Linked DNA regions of Homo sapiens: regions 2 and 3 are each linked to region 1. A link is an interaction called in ENCODE POLR2A ChIA-PET data of the cell type or tissue named here. Cell type or tissue: MCF 10A. All regions are shown on one strand. Region 1 holds the start of ARHGEF37 (Rho guanine nucleotide exchange factor 37). Region 2 overlaps AFAP1L1 (actin filament associated protein 1 like 1). Region 3 has its middle 9.3 kb from the start of MIR145.

Region 1 (4,000 bases):
CTGGGCAACACGGTGAAACCCCATCTCTACTAAAATACAAAAAATTAACCGGGCATAGTGGCGTGTGCCTGTAGTCCCAGCTACTTGGGAGGCTGAGGCAGGAGAATTGCTTGAACCCGGGAGGCGGAGGTTGCAGTGAACCAAGATTGTGCCATTGCACTCCAGCCTGGGAGACAGCGAGACTTCGTCTAAAACAAACAAACAAAGAAAAAACAACAACAAAAAAACGGGGTGTTGACCCCATTTGAAAGAGGCAAGTGAAGCCCAGTAAACACTCCTTGTTACAGTATCTGGTAGTTTCTACTTTCAGCTTTTGACTTGGAGTCAAATATTGAGGGTAGTACCTTGCTGCACCCTTATTTAGGATACCATCACGAAGGTATGTGGTGTGGTCTGTAAGTCATAATAGGGCTGACTTTATTTTTTCATGTTTATAATTTTTTAAATTGTATTTTATTTCAGATACAGCCCAATTTCTTCCAGGTCATCACCCTTTCCTAATTCCCACAGCTTTGATGATTTTGTGTGTCATCACTTTTTTTTTTAATTAATTAAATTAAATTTTAAACTGTGTACATAATAGATGTACATAGTTTCAGGGTACCTGTGATACTTTAATATATTTATAAAGATCAAATCAGTGTACTTGGGATATCCATCACTTTAAATATTTGTCTTTATGCTAGAACCATTCAAATTATTCTCTTCTAGCTATTTTGAAATATACAATAGATTATTGTAAACTATAGTCACCCTATAATCGTCAGCACTTTTATTGAGCATATATTATGTCAAGCACTAGCCTTTATGTTCATTCTTAAGTCTGACAATAACCTGGAGGATGAAGCAGACACTCTCATCCCCCGTCTACACATAAAACTAGGCCTTGAAAAGGTTAAACTATGCTTCCTGGATCACACAGCTGGCTGTCTGGACGCACAGCAGGTACTCCTCCACCAGCTGCCTCCCTTCAAAGGAGCAAAGAAAGTGCTCTGAAACCACCCTGCCTGAGTAGCAGCCTGCAGGCATTCCTTACAGCAGGAATTCATGTCAAATCTCAAACTGTGCACAAGGCTTTGTGTGAACCCTTCTGCTGGGAGTGGACACAGATCTCTAAGGGGTCAGGGACCCCCAGAAGGTTAAGAACCAGTGCCTGGGCAGGCTGTCTGCTTCCCCACTGTAAGTTTCTGGCGTTCAGAAGCCGGACGTTCTGACTTCTAGTCCCAGCTTTGGCACGACTTTTCTGAGGGACCTTAGCCAAGTCACCTCACCTATGGATCACGGATTTCTGTTCTCTTTTTTCCTGGCCTTGACTGTCTATTCATAATTATATTTTGCTTGGCAAGGATTCTTTACCATTGTTTGTATTTTTCCGTTGTTATAATGTATGCATTCTTTCTAAAAGCTGTCTGAAATCCTGCACGGAAGAAGGCAGAGAGAAACAGGAACAAAGAATAATAATGTTTTTCCAGGCCGGCTAACCTCCCTGGGCCTCAGTTTCCCACCTGTAAAACGACTAGGGTAGGCCATATGGACCAGGTGGCTTACATTCTCATAAGGCTCAAGACACAAAGCTAGCTACCAAGCAAGTTGGGACCCGGGAGGTCGTCGCATCCTGCCTTTCTGTCCCACCTCCCTTTTCTGATCCTCCCAGCAGCTGTTTCCTGCACCCCTCTCCAGCCCCATCCTGCTTGACCAGGCCCCAAACGCCCAGCGGACTCACCCGCGCGCGCAAGGTGCCTGCCGGCGCTCACGCACGGAGGTCGGCCGCCCGGGCAACAGCGCAGCCGGGGCAGGAGGGGCGCGTCGCCCAGCTCCCGGCACCCGCGCCGCTCCGGGTGGCTGTGCCCACCGAGGGCGCTGGCGGGCGCGGCTATGCCCACGCAGCTGCCTGCGTGCGTGCGCCGCGAGGGGGTGGCTGGTCTCCAGCCTTTGTTAATTGTCTTTCTGGAGCCAGGTTGTTTTCTGTTCGCTGCTCCCGGAGTCAGCCCCGGCCGGCTCGGAACCGTGCCCTGGCTGGCAGCCAACCCGAAGGATTGCAGGCGGAGTTTAGCGACGTGCCGGCACCCACCCTCCCGCGGCCTCTCATTAAGCCACCTTCTCCGCGGGCTCGTCATCCAGAAAACAGGAGCCGGCATTTAGGCCACCCGGTGGGAATGCTGACCCCGGTATTACTGGATACCTTTGCTCCTGCCCGAATCACCAAACTGTAGGGCTGGGCCTCAATTTAATTCTTAGTGTTGGCTGCCGAGGAGCCCTTGGTTCTTGCCCCAGCTCTCCTGGGAGCCCTGCACAACCTTAGCCAAGTCGGCCAGTCGCTTCCATGACATGACGGTGTTGGTCCATTCTTTCACTCTACTGGGAGCAAGACACTGTTCTGGGCACAGAGAACACAACAGTTAACACGATAGACAAGGTCCTGGCCTTATTGGGCTCCTGTGCAAGACACTAAACCCACCATTGAAAGTGATAGTTGCTATGAAACGCATGTAAAGTTTCATATCGGGGCAACCAAACCTTGTTTGTAGCGTCAGGAATGGACTAGATTAGCTTTTCTCATTCTGCCACTTCTTTTATTCTTATTTTCATTTTTAGGGCTTAATTTAGGGCTTATTATTTATTATTACTGCTGGTAGTAGTCATATTGCTTACTAAGGGCCAGGCGCTATACTAAATGTTTTACTTGTACTGTCTCAATTATCTCATTCACAATTTCTCTAAGAGATAGGTATCATTATTATTATCCTCATTTTCAAGAGAGAGAAACTTAAGCTACAGAGGTGAAAATAACTTGCCCATGACACACAACTACTAAGTGACAGTGCCAGTATTCGAATTCAGACTATCTGAGGGTTCAGGCTGCTTAACCACCACTCTACACTCAGAAAAACATGAAAACCAGAAAAGTGTCTCCTCTTGAATGTGACAGATGAGGGCAACTGAAGGGGAGAGGGGTGGTATAGCTTGCAGAAGAGAAAAACCAAGGGTGCCGGGCGCGGTGGCTCACGGCTGTAATCCCAGGACTTTGGGAAGCTGAGGGGGGGGCAGATCACGAGGTCAAGAGATCGAGACCATCCTGGCCAACATAGTGAAATCCCATCTCTACCAAAAATAGAAAAATTAGCTGGGCGTGGTGGTGCACACCTGTAATCCCAGCTGCTTGGGAGGCTGAGGCAGGAGAATCACTTGAATCCTGGAGGCGGAGGTTGCAGTGAGCTGAGATCACGCCACTGAACTCCAGCCTGGTGACAGAGCGAGACTCCGTCTCGAAAAAGAAAAGAAAGAAAAAAGAAAAGCAAGGGAAGCTGAGGACTTTTCAAAAAAGTAGCCCTATGGATTAGACCTAACCTGTATGATCTTAGAGGCCACCAGGATGCAGAAAGCTGTAAGGAGATGCATTGCAATTTAAAATGTAAGGAAGAACTTTTCTAACAATTTGAGTATTTCAAAAATAACATCAGTTGGCGGGGCACGGTGGTTCACGCCTGTAATCCCTTTGGCACTTTGGGAGGCCAAGGAGGGTAGATCACTTGAGGTCAGGAGTTCGAGGCCAGCCTGGCCAACATGTTGAAACCCCGTCTCTACTAAAAATACAAAAATTAGCTGGGCATGGTGGTGGGCACCTGTAATCCCAGCTACTCAGGAGACTGAGACAGAAGAATTGCTTGAGCACTGGAGGCAGAGGTTGCAGTGAGCCAAGATTACACCACTGCACTCCAGCCTGGGCGACAGAGTGAGACTCTGTCCCAAAAATAATAATAATAATAATAATAACATCAGTTGCCTGGAGAGCATATCCTGTCACTAAAAGTAAACATTCAAGCAGAGAAGCTTATTAGGGATGCTTCAAAGAAAAGTCTGGTACAAGTTAAAAACTGATTGAGGTGATCTCTAAGGTTCTCTTCAATTTTGATATTTTGTCTATTCTAACCTACTGATAAAGAAACTAAGTGAGTCTTAGAGTGGCTAAGTGGCTTGTCCAAAGTCAGCCGGGAAGTGA
Region 2 (4,000 bases), 260 kb after region 1:
TGGAAGTAAAAGAGAATTTACAACAGAGTTGCCTGGTGTACTTAGTCATTATTGTGCAGTGTGGTAATCAGGCAATTCACTGAGCTCCTGGGGGGTGCTAGGCAGAGCTAGGGTGGGACACCAAGGTGAGCTGTGGCTTTCATGGGAGCTGGCTCCAGGGTATTTGGATAGGTTCAGTTCTCCACTTACTACCCCAGTTCAGAAATCACAAATTGTTAGCCTCTGAAACAGATACAGCTTGTCATCAATCTCTCTCTCTCTATTTGGCCTCATTTGGTGCTAAATTAAAAAAAAATAGTTGCTGATATTAAAAAATAAGTAGACTTCACCTAAATTCTAGATTTCTGGCCTCTTTTAAGTAATTGGCAAATCTGGTGTTAGGGGCCTGGTACTGCTGCATAGGGATCATCTGCTGGAGCTGAGCAGCAGCCTCCCCTATAGTTGGGACCTGAGAAAACTGGGTACCGGTTTCCTACAGTACCTCCCCACCCCCCAACTCCCTGTCATTTTCCCTCTGAGGCCACATGCTAGCTGCCCTTTATCATTGTGCTTGCTCTGTGATTTTTCTTACGGTAGAGTATTTTCTTGCATCTCACTTTGCTCATTTATTTACCCACCAGGGAAACTGATTTTGAGATCCCTCCTATAGACTGCTTCCTTTCCTTCCTCCCTAGTCAGCAGGGGAGGCCCACACACAACTCACTGGAGGCGTGGCGTTTGACTTTGACCTGCGGGTCCACACGATGGGACTTCTCACTGCAGGAGGAGGCGTGACGCTTCACCTGGGCCCCTGTGGGGCGCTCGGGCTCCTCGTCCTGGTGGGAGATGGAGGAAGACAGTCAAGTTCAGGCAGGCGCAGACTCATCAATGCAGGGTGTATTGCGGTCTTTGCTCAGTATGGAGTCTTCTTGCTCTGAGATCTTGGTCTTACATTTTTAGACTTGCATAGCACTCAAAAATCATAAAGCACTTTTGCTAGCAGTATATCATTTGAACCTCATACCTTTCTGCTGGGGGGCAGCAGAAGGCAACCCTAAACTGCAGCACCTGCTGAGAGGAAAATTAGAAAGTCTCAAAAGACTGTGGGTGGCTATATTTGATTTATCATCGATACTTTTGTCTTTAGAACATTTGGAAGTATCCTGATTTTCTGAATTGCCTCAAAAAGAAAACAGTCTTCCCTCAAGAAGAAAAGTCCTGGATGAGATGAGCCAGTGATAGAAGTGACATAACTTAATAGATTAACTATACATTTGTGCATGAAGAATATTAAGAATACTAAAAATCCAGTGAAAGCTTAGGAAACCATGAGTTAAATATGATAATAATGTAATATAATAATGATGTTGTCAACAACAGTACTATCTACTTCTCTGTATAGGACCTTCCAATGTCTAGGCACTGTCCTAATTTCTTTTTTTGAGTGCAGCGGTGTGATGATGGCTGACTGCAGCCTCAACCTCCTGGACTCAAGTGATCCTCCCACCTCAGCCTCCCGAGTAGTTGGGACAACAGATGTGCATCACCATGCCCAGCTAATTTTTGTAGAGACAGGGTTTTGCCATGTTGGCCAGGCTGGTCTCAAACTCCTGGGCTTAAGTGATCCACCCACCTCAGCTTCCTATAAGTGCTAGGATTATAGGTGTGAGCCACTGCGCCCAGCCTAAACGTTGTTTTTTTTTTTTTTTTTTTTTTTTTGAGACAGAGTCTCGCTCTGTTGCCCAGGCTGGAGTTCAGTGGCATAATCTTGGCTCACTTCCACCTCCTTGGTTCAAGCGATCCTCCTGCCTCAGCCTCTCGAGTAGCTAGGACCATAGGCACATGCCACTGTGCCTGGCTAATTTTTGTAGTTTTTAAGTAGAGACGAGGTTTCACCATGTTGGCCAGGCTGGACTTGAGCTCCTGGCCTCAAGTGATCCACCCACCTCAGCCTCCCAAAGTACTGGGATTATAGGCATGAGCCACGGCACCCAGACCCCGCCTAAACTTTTTTACATAAAGTATTATTTAATTCTTGCAGTTATCCAAGAAGGTAGGTTTTATCATATCCTTTTGGAGTCAGGAAGTGAAGACCAGCAGCCCTGAGTCTGACTCAAACTTCACATCCTTAAGTGCTAAGCTGTCTTGCCACTAAACTCTGCAACTGAGAAAAACCTCAAGCTGCATCCACAGGTTTATCTGAGTCTGAAGAAAGACCATATGAACAGAAGGATGACTGGACAAATTTCTAGAAAAGAGAGTCCTAGAGGTGAAAACTCAGTGTGTCATGCAGCACTGTCCAAGACAGAGGTCCTGTCTGCAGACACATCTGTTGTCCTCGGCAGCTTAATTGCCTCTCTCTCCTGCTAACTGTGAGGCCTGACCCACCCACCAGCGTCTGATTGGAATGTGGCTCTCCTCTTGCTTTCTGAGGGAGGAGACAGCACAGGGCATGCTGCCAGGAGCATTCCAGGTCATGTGATGGCTACACAGGCCTCACTGTAAATCAGTAAGCTGGTATCTCCCTGGCTTAGCAAGCAAAACATGGAGACTGGCCTGGGAGCTGAAGCTCCCAGATCACAAAGTCACCAGGTGAAGGCTTGCGGGGTGGTCCCAGAGTCAGGACCTGCCCCAGACACCACGGAATCAGCAGGATAAGTTCACAGAGTGGTAAACAGGAGGAGGGCCCCAGCAACTTGCTCAAACCGGAGACGATGCCTCACCTTTTGGTAGTGTTTGGGAGTCTGCACAGCCCTTTCTTCCTCCCAACCTGGGTCTCTTTCCACCACACCACCCAGCCTCCTGTGCCAGGGATTCCTCATCCTGAGCCATGCTCTATGATAAGAAGGGGCTCCCCTTCTAGCTACTGCTGCTTAAATGAAAATGATCTTTCTGAGGCAGAAGGTAAAGGGAGCAGAAAGAGGGAGAGCTAATAAGTGGCCTTTGCCACATTCCTGGGCAGCCCCAAGGGACTGTACCTGCATCTTTTCATAAGGAACATCATCATAGACTCGGGGCTCAGGCCACTGATTCTGGCAGGATCTTGCATATCTAGAAAATAAAATGTACGATGACAATGACAATGACAATGATGCTTTGCAGCTTACAGTGCTTTCGTGTCCTCACTCTCATTGATTCTGGCAGAAACTCTTAAGGCAGATCAGAAGATTGGTAAAAGCAAGATGGCAGGCAGCATTGTGTCATGGGCTGTGTTAGGGCGTCACAGACAGGACCAATGTGATTCTCATAACAACCTGCAAGGCAGGTAATTCATCACCACCATTCTATGAGTCAGAAAACAGAGATCCGAGATGGCAAGCAACCAGTGCAAGCTTCCACTGCTGGTGGTGACTGAGCTGGGACTCGAACTTGGCTCTTCTAGTACCAAATGCCATATACTAGCCACGTGCCCATGCTCCAGTGTGTGAAAGCTTAAAGTCCCATGACATGAGGGCAGAGCCCAGGCCACTACTCCAAGGCTTCTCTACTTTTGCTCCTTCCATCCACAGCTTGCCTCTGACTCTGGGCTACTTCCTTCAGCCAGCTCCCCACTCTTTGCTGGAAGAGGAAGACACTCATTCCAGCTTACCAAGGAAGCGGAGCTTTCCTTAGCTCCTCCCTTCCCTCCCAGTGCCCAGGGCTGGACTCAGCCTCTGAGAGGGATGGAGACAGGAAAGGTCCTGGGCAGGTGTGGCCAGTGCAGCTGACACTTACAGGAAGGAGTTGCGCCCAGCACTGACGATGCTGGTTAAGGTCTCCACATCCACGTAGTCATAGTGCAGCGCCTCCGGAGTGACTCTGGAGCCCATCTCCACCAGCAGCAGCCCGAGCCAGCGACCCATGTCCTCTGAACAGCTTGCCTGAAGGACAGGAGGCAAAGATGGAGTTCATTTTCCTACTGTCAGGGCTCCTGGAGACCTGTTGACTTCAGCCAAACCCAGAAATATTTGTAAGTACTGACTACGTACCCGATACTCGGGTCAAAGAGGAATAAGATTATAGCACACATCCAGAAATCCAA
Region 3 (4,000 bases), 140 kb after region 1:
CTTCCTTCCTCCAGCTGCACAGGAGCTCCTCCGTGCCCTGCGCTGAGATGCGACCCCTTGAGTCTCATCCCGGGGCTCCCAAACAACAGCTGGCCTCATCTCTTCTGGTCACTCCATGTAGAAAAACGGAAGACACAGACACGCAGAAAGAAAACAAAATCACCTGAGACGCCCCTGCAGTGATCAGCCGCACCCCCAGATAAGCTTGTTAGCCCTGCCCTTGGTTGAGTTTAAATGGATTCTTCCCCTGCTACTGACTCCAGGACCGAATCCCCTCCCTAACGTCTCTGTGTGGCCTCCCCGAGTCCACCTTCAACCCTGTCTGAGCCAAGACGCCCCCATCCTGGCCTCACAGGCCCAGTGCCTGACCCTCTTAAGCTTCCCCTTCTCCCACCACACCGTCCTCAACGATGGCTCAGGAAGCGGGTGGGCCGCAGGGACCGAGATCCCACTTCTACATGAGACGACTTGGTCAGCGACCCCTGCTCTAAGACCTTCCGTGGCTCCCAGGCCAACAGGAGAAGGTTCAGATAGCTCAGTCTGGCATTCAAGGTCTCACCTCACATGGACCCCTCCACCCTGGTGGCCTCCAGGAATGGTCTGCCTCTTTCTGGGTTGGCCTCCCTTGATCGCTTGGGAGCTGTGTGAGAGCAGAGCTCCATCTACTTTATCACAATATCCCCAGGGCTTACCCCAGGCCTGCACATAGTAGGCACTCAGTAAATGTTCGCTGAAACCAAAGGGAGCTGCTTTGATCAGATCAATTCAGTCTTGTTAATAACAAGAAGCAGCACTTATTCAGCAGGCATTATGTCCAGGTATTGTGCTAAATGCACTCTAAGGATTCCCCACTGAGTCCTTGGAACTGCTCTATAAGGTGGTGCTACTGTAATGCACGTTTTCCAGATGAGGGAACTGAGGCCCACAGACACTAAATGATTTGATCAAAGCCATATCCAGGATTCTGATCCAGCCCATACCCACTTTTTTTTTTTTTTTTTTTGAGATGGAGTTTCACTCTTGTTGCCCAGGCTGGAGTGCAGCGGCATGGTCTCGGCTCACTGCAACCTCTGCCTGCCGGGTTCAAGCAATTCTCTTGCCTCAGCCTCCCAAGCAGCTGGGAATACAGGTGCTCGCCACTACACCTGGCTAATTTTTGTATTTTTAGTAGAGACAGGGTTTCACCGTGTTAGCTGGGCTGGTCTCAAACTCCTGACCTCAGGTGATCCTCCCACCTCGGCCTAAAGTGCTGGGATTACAGGCGTAAGCCACCTTGCCTGGCCCCTACCCACTTTCCTAGACTGTAGGGTTTGCCTGCCTGTGCCCATCTGTGTGTATGCTAGGGGTCTGCCCCCTTTTTGTCTCCCTTTTACCCACGCTTCTCTGTCAGGACCCAAAGCGCCCTTCCATTCCTCTCTCTCAGGCTCAGCCCCAGGGCCAAGGCAGTGCAGGGAAGGGCTGAGTGCCTGAGGCTGCAGGGATGGGCTCTTCAGAGAACAGGCGCACATCTGCTGTTTCATGTGGCTGAACAAGATCCAACAGGCCGATTTTAGGTAGCAAACCTCAGGTTCCTGAAATGAGCTTGAACTGATGCAGCATTCAAGAAGCCTGGCCTGGGAATTTGGGCCCAGGCACAATCGCAGACATGCTATGTGACCTCTGGCAGGGAGCTTAGCTTTGCTGAGCCTCAGTTTCCATGTCTGTAGAATGGGCATGAGAATAGCTACCTCACAGCATCATGGGGAGGATTAAACATGAGCTGGCACTGGAGGCATCCCATAAACCACAAGCCACTAATAAAGGTGAGGGGGAGATATTATTGCCCTGGGATTAGCGGTGGCCCAGTTCAACCACTAGGAGGAGAGACGGGAAGGACAGACGCAGCCGGCAGGAGCCCAGGTTTTTCCAGTTAGGGTGTGTGCATGTGGGTGGGGAGAGGTGGAAAGGAGCACAGGAAGGAAGGTGGGGCCTCTGTTGCCAGCTGCTGAGTCACCCTCCTCTTTATTCTTCCTTTTACGTTAAAAAAAAAAAAGGTCTTAATTACTTTTTCTGCTTACAAAAGTGGCACATGCTCATCGTATAAAGTTCAAACAACATCAAAATATACAGTGTGGAAGGTAGCTCGTTTCCCATGCTTATGCTCCCCAGATGGAACCACAGTTGACATTTTGGTGTATGTTCTTCCAGATTTTTCTCTGGATGAACAGATGTCTATTTACTAATTAGAGAAGCAGATTCCTTGAAGATAATTTAATTTAATTTAATTAATTAATTAATTAATTTATTTTTTGAGATGGAGTCTCACTCTGTTGCCCAGACTGGAGTGCAGTGGCACGATCTCAGCTCACTGCAACCTCCATCTCCTGGGTTCAAGTGATTCTTCTGCCTCAGCCTCCAAAGTAGCTGGGATTACAGGTGTGCGTTGCCATAGCCAGCTAATTTTTGTATTTTTAGTAGAGAAGGGGTTTTGCCCTGTTGGCCAAGCGGGTCTCGAACTCCTGACCTCAGGTGATCTGCCCACCTTGGCCTCCCAAAGTGCTAGGATTACAGACCTGAGCCACTGTGCCCAGTCCTTTGAAGATAATTTAAAGTGAGGCAGAACTGTGTAATGGGTAGCCTCTCACCACCATCTCAGAACTAACCACTGTTAACAGCTTTGTAGGTATATGCTTGAATGTTTTATATGCATTTGTATCTACAAGTGGGCGTAAAGGTGGGGGGAGGCGTTAATGATTATAGACACAAAGGCCAAGACACCAGCGTACAACTCCCAATAGGTCACTAGTTTGGGCGAGTGACCTCTCTGAGTCTCATTTTCTTCCTCGGAAGATGAGAATTCCACCTTGTTTAGAGTGTGGCTGAGAAAATGAAATGAGATAAAGTATGCTGAGCTCAGCACAATGTCTGGCTCAGCCAGGATTAGCTATTGTTATAGGCCCACACAAAGAGTCTTTTCCTCCTGCAAAAATGGGATCATACTATGCATACACTCCTGCTTGGTTTGGAGGCAGAATTACGGGGAAAGATTAGTCATAGGGATCCTGAAATTTACATTGGAGATGAGAAGTCTTGCATTTAAATTCACAGAATTGGTTGTGCAAATGTAGACTGGGAGAAACCTGGATTTCACAAGCTGAATCATGGCCAACTCTGCCAGGTGGCTGCATCCCCAGATGCTGAGCTCTCTAAGGAGGGAGATGATGGGGCTTCTGTAGCCTGGGTTGCTCAGTCATCTGAGGCTTCCATTCCCCCTCCCTTGCCATGCGGTCTTCCAACTACCTACTTGAAACATTTTGAAACTTCTAAAACTTTCCTCCCTTCCCAATCCCCACCTCCTGCAAACCCGCTTTGTCCTCCAATCTCCCCAGCCACAGCAGAGGCACCAAAATGTGCCATTTGCTTAAACCAGACAGGGGAGGGGTGAGGAATGCTACATTCTGACTTTTCCCTCCCACAGATCACTTTCTCTTGGCCTTTCCTCCCACACGTGCCCACTCCGCCTCCATCCCACCACCCTATAGTTCATTCCCCACCCCACAGCTAGAAGAAATGTTTCAGTTTACTTCGGTCTTTTTGAGTAGGTAGCATGATGGGTTGAATGGTGGCATCCCAAAAGATATGTCCAAAGCTGGATTCCTAGGATCTGTGGGACTGCGACCTTGTTTGGAAAAAAGGATCTTTGCAGATGTAATTAAGTTAAGAATCTTGAGACGAAGAGATCATCCTGGATTATTTGAGTGGGTCCTAAATTCACTGACAAGTGTCTTAATCAGAGTCACATGGGGAAGATTTGACAGAAGGGGCCAGGTGTGGTGGCTCACGCCTGTAATCCCAACATTCTGGGGTGCTTTGCTTGAGCCCAGGAGTGTGAGACCAGCCGAGGCAACATGGCAGGACTTTGTCTCTACAAAAAAATATAAAAGTTAGTTGGGCACGGTGGTGCGCCTGTAATCCCAGCTACTCAGGTGGCTGAGGCATGAGAATTGCTCGAACCCAGGAG

The links. ChIA-PET counts read pairs that join two places held together with the same protein. Peaks named below come from ENCODE experiments on the same cell type or tissue, not always from the same donor. Only the 100,000 strongest peaks of a DNase experiment are listed, where the experiment ranks them.
Region 2: POLR2A ChIA-PET joins it to region 1 with 14 read pairs; 2 of 35 experiments call an interaction of 5 or more read pairs at or near these places.
Region 3: POLR2A ChIA-PET joins it to region 1 with 21 read pairs; 7 of 35 experiments call an interaction of 5 or more read pairs at or near these places.

What each region holds. Positions count from the first base shown.
Region 1 is chr5:149,579,348-149,583,347 of GRCh38, reverse strand. ARHGEF37 (Rho guanine nucleotide exchange factor 37) reads right to left here and starts at 1,850. Exons shown (of 13, transcript NM_001001669.3): 1 at 1,724-1,850. RefSeq lists a silencer at 1,800-1,979 and an enhancer at 2,060-2,189. In MCF 10A, no CTCF peak of the experiment used is centred here; DNase peaks (open chromatin) are centred at 1,137 and 2,027.
Region 2 is chr5:149,319,421-149,323,420 of GRCh38, reverse strand. It overlaps AFAP1L1 (actin filament associated protein 1 like 1), which reads right to left. Exons shown (of 19, transcript NM_152406.4): 13 at 3,694-3,839; 14 at 2,958-3,030; 15 at 704-815. Among named protein-coding and RNA genes, the nearest start is that of GRPEL2, 24 kb to the left of the region's middle. RefSeq lists enhancers at 255-780, 781-1,307. In MCF 10A, no CTCF peak of the experiment used is centred here; a DNase peak (open chromatin) is centred at 2,410.
Region 3 is chr5:149,437,965-149,441,964 of GRCh38, reverse strand. No RefSeq gene overlaps it. Among named protein-coding and RNA genes, the nearest start is that of MIR145, 9.3 kb to the right of the region's middle. RefSeq lists an enhancer at 1-771. In MCF 10A, a CTCF peak has its summit at 1,849; DNase peaks (open chromatin) are centred at 1,864 and 3,074.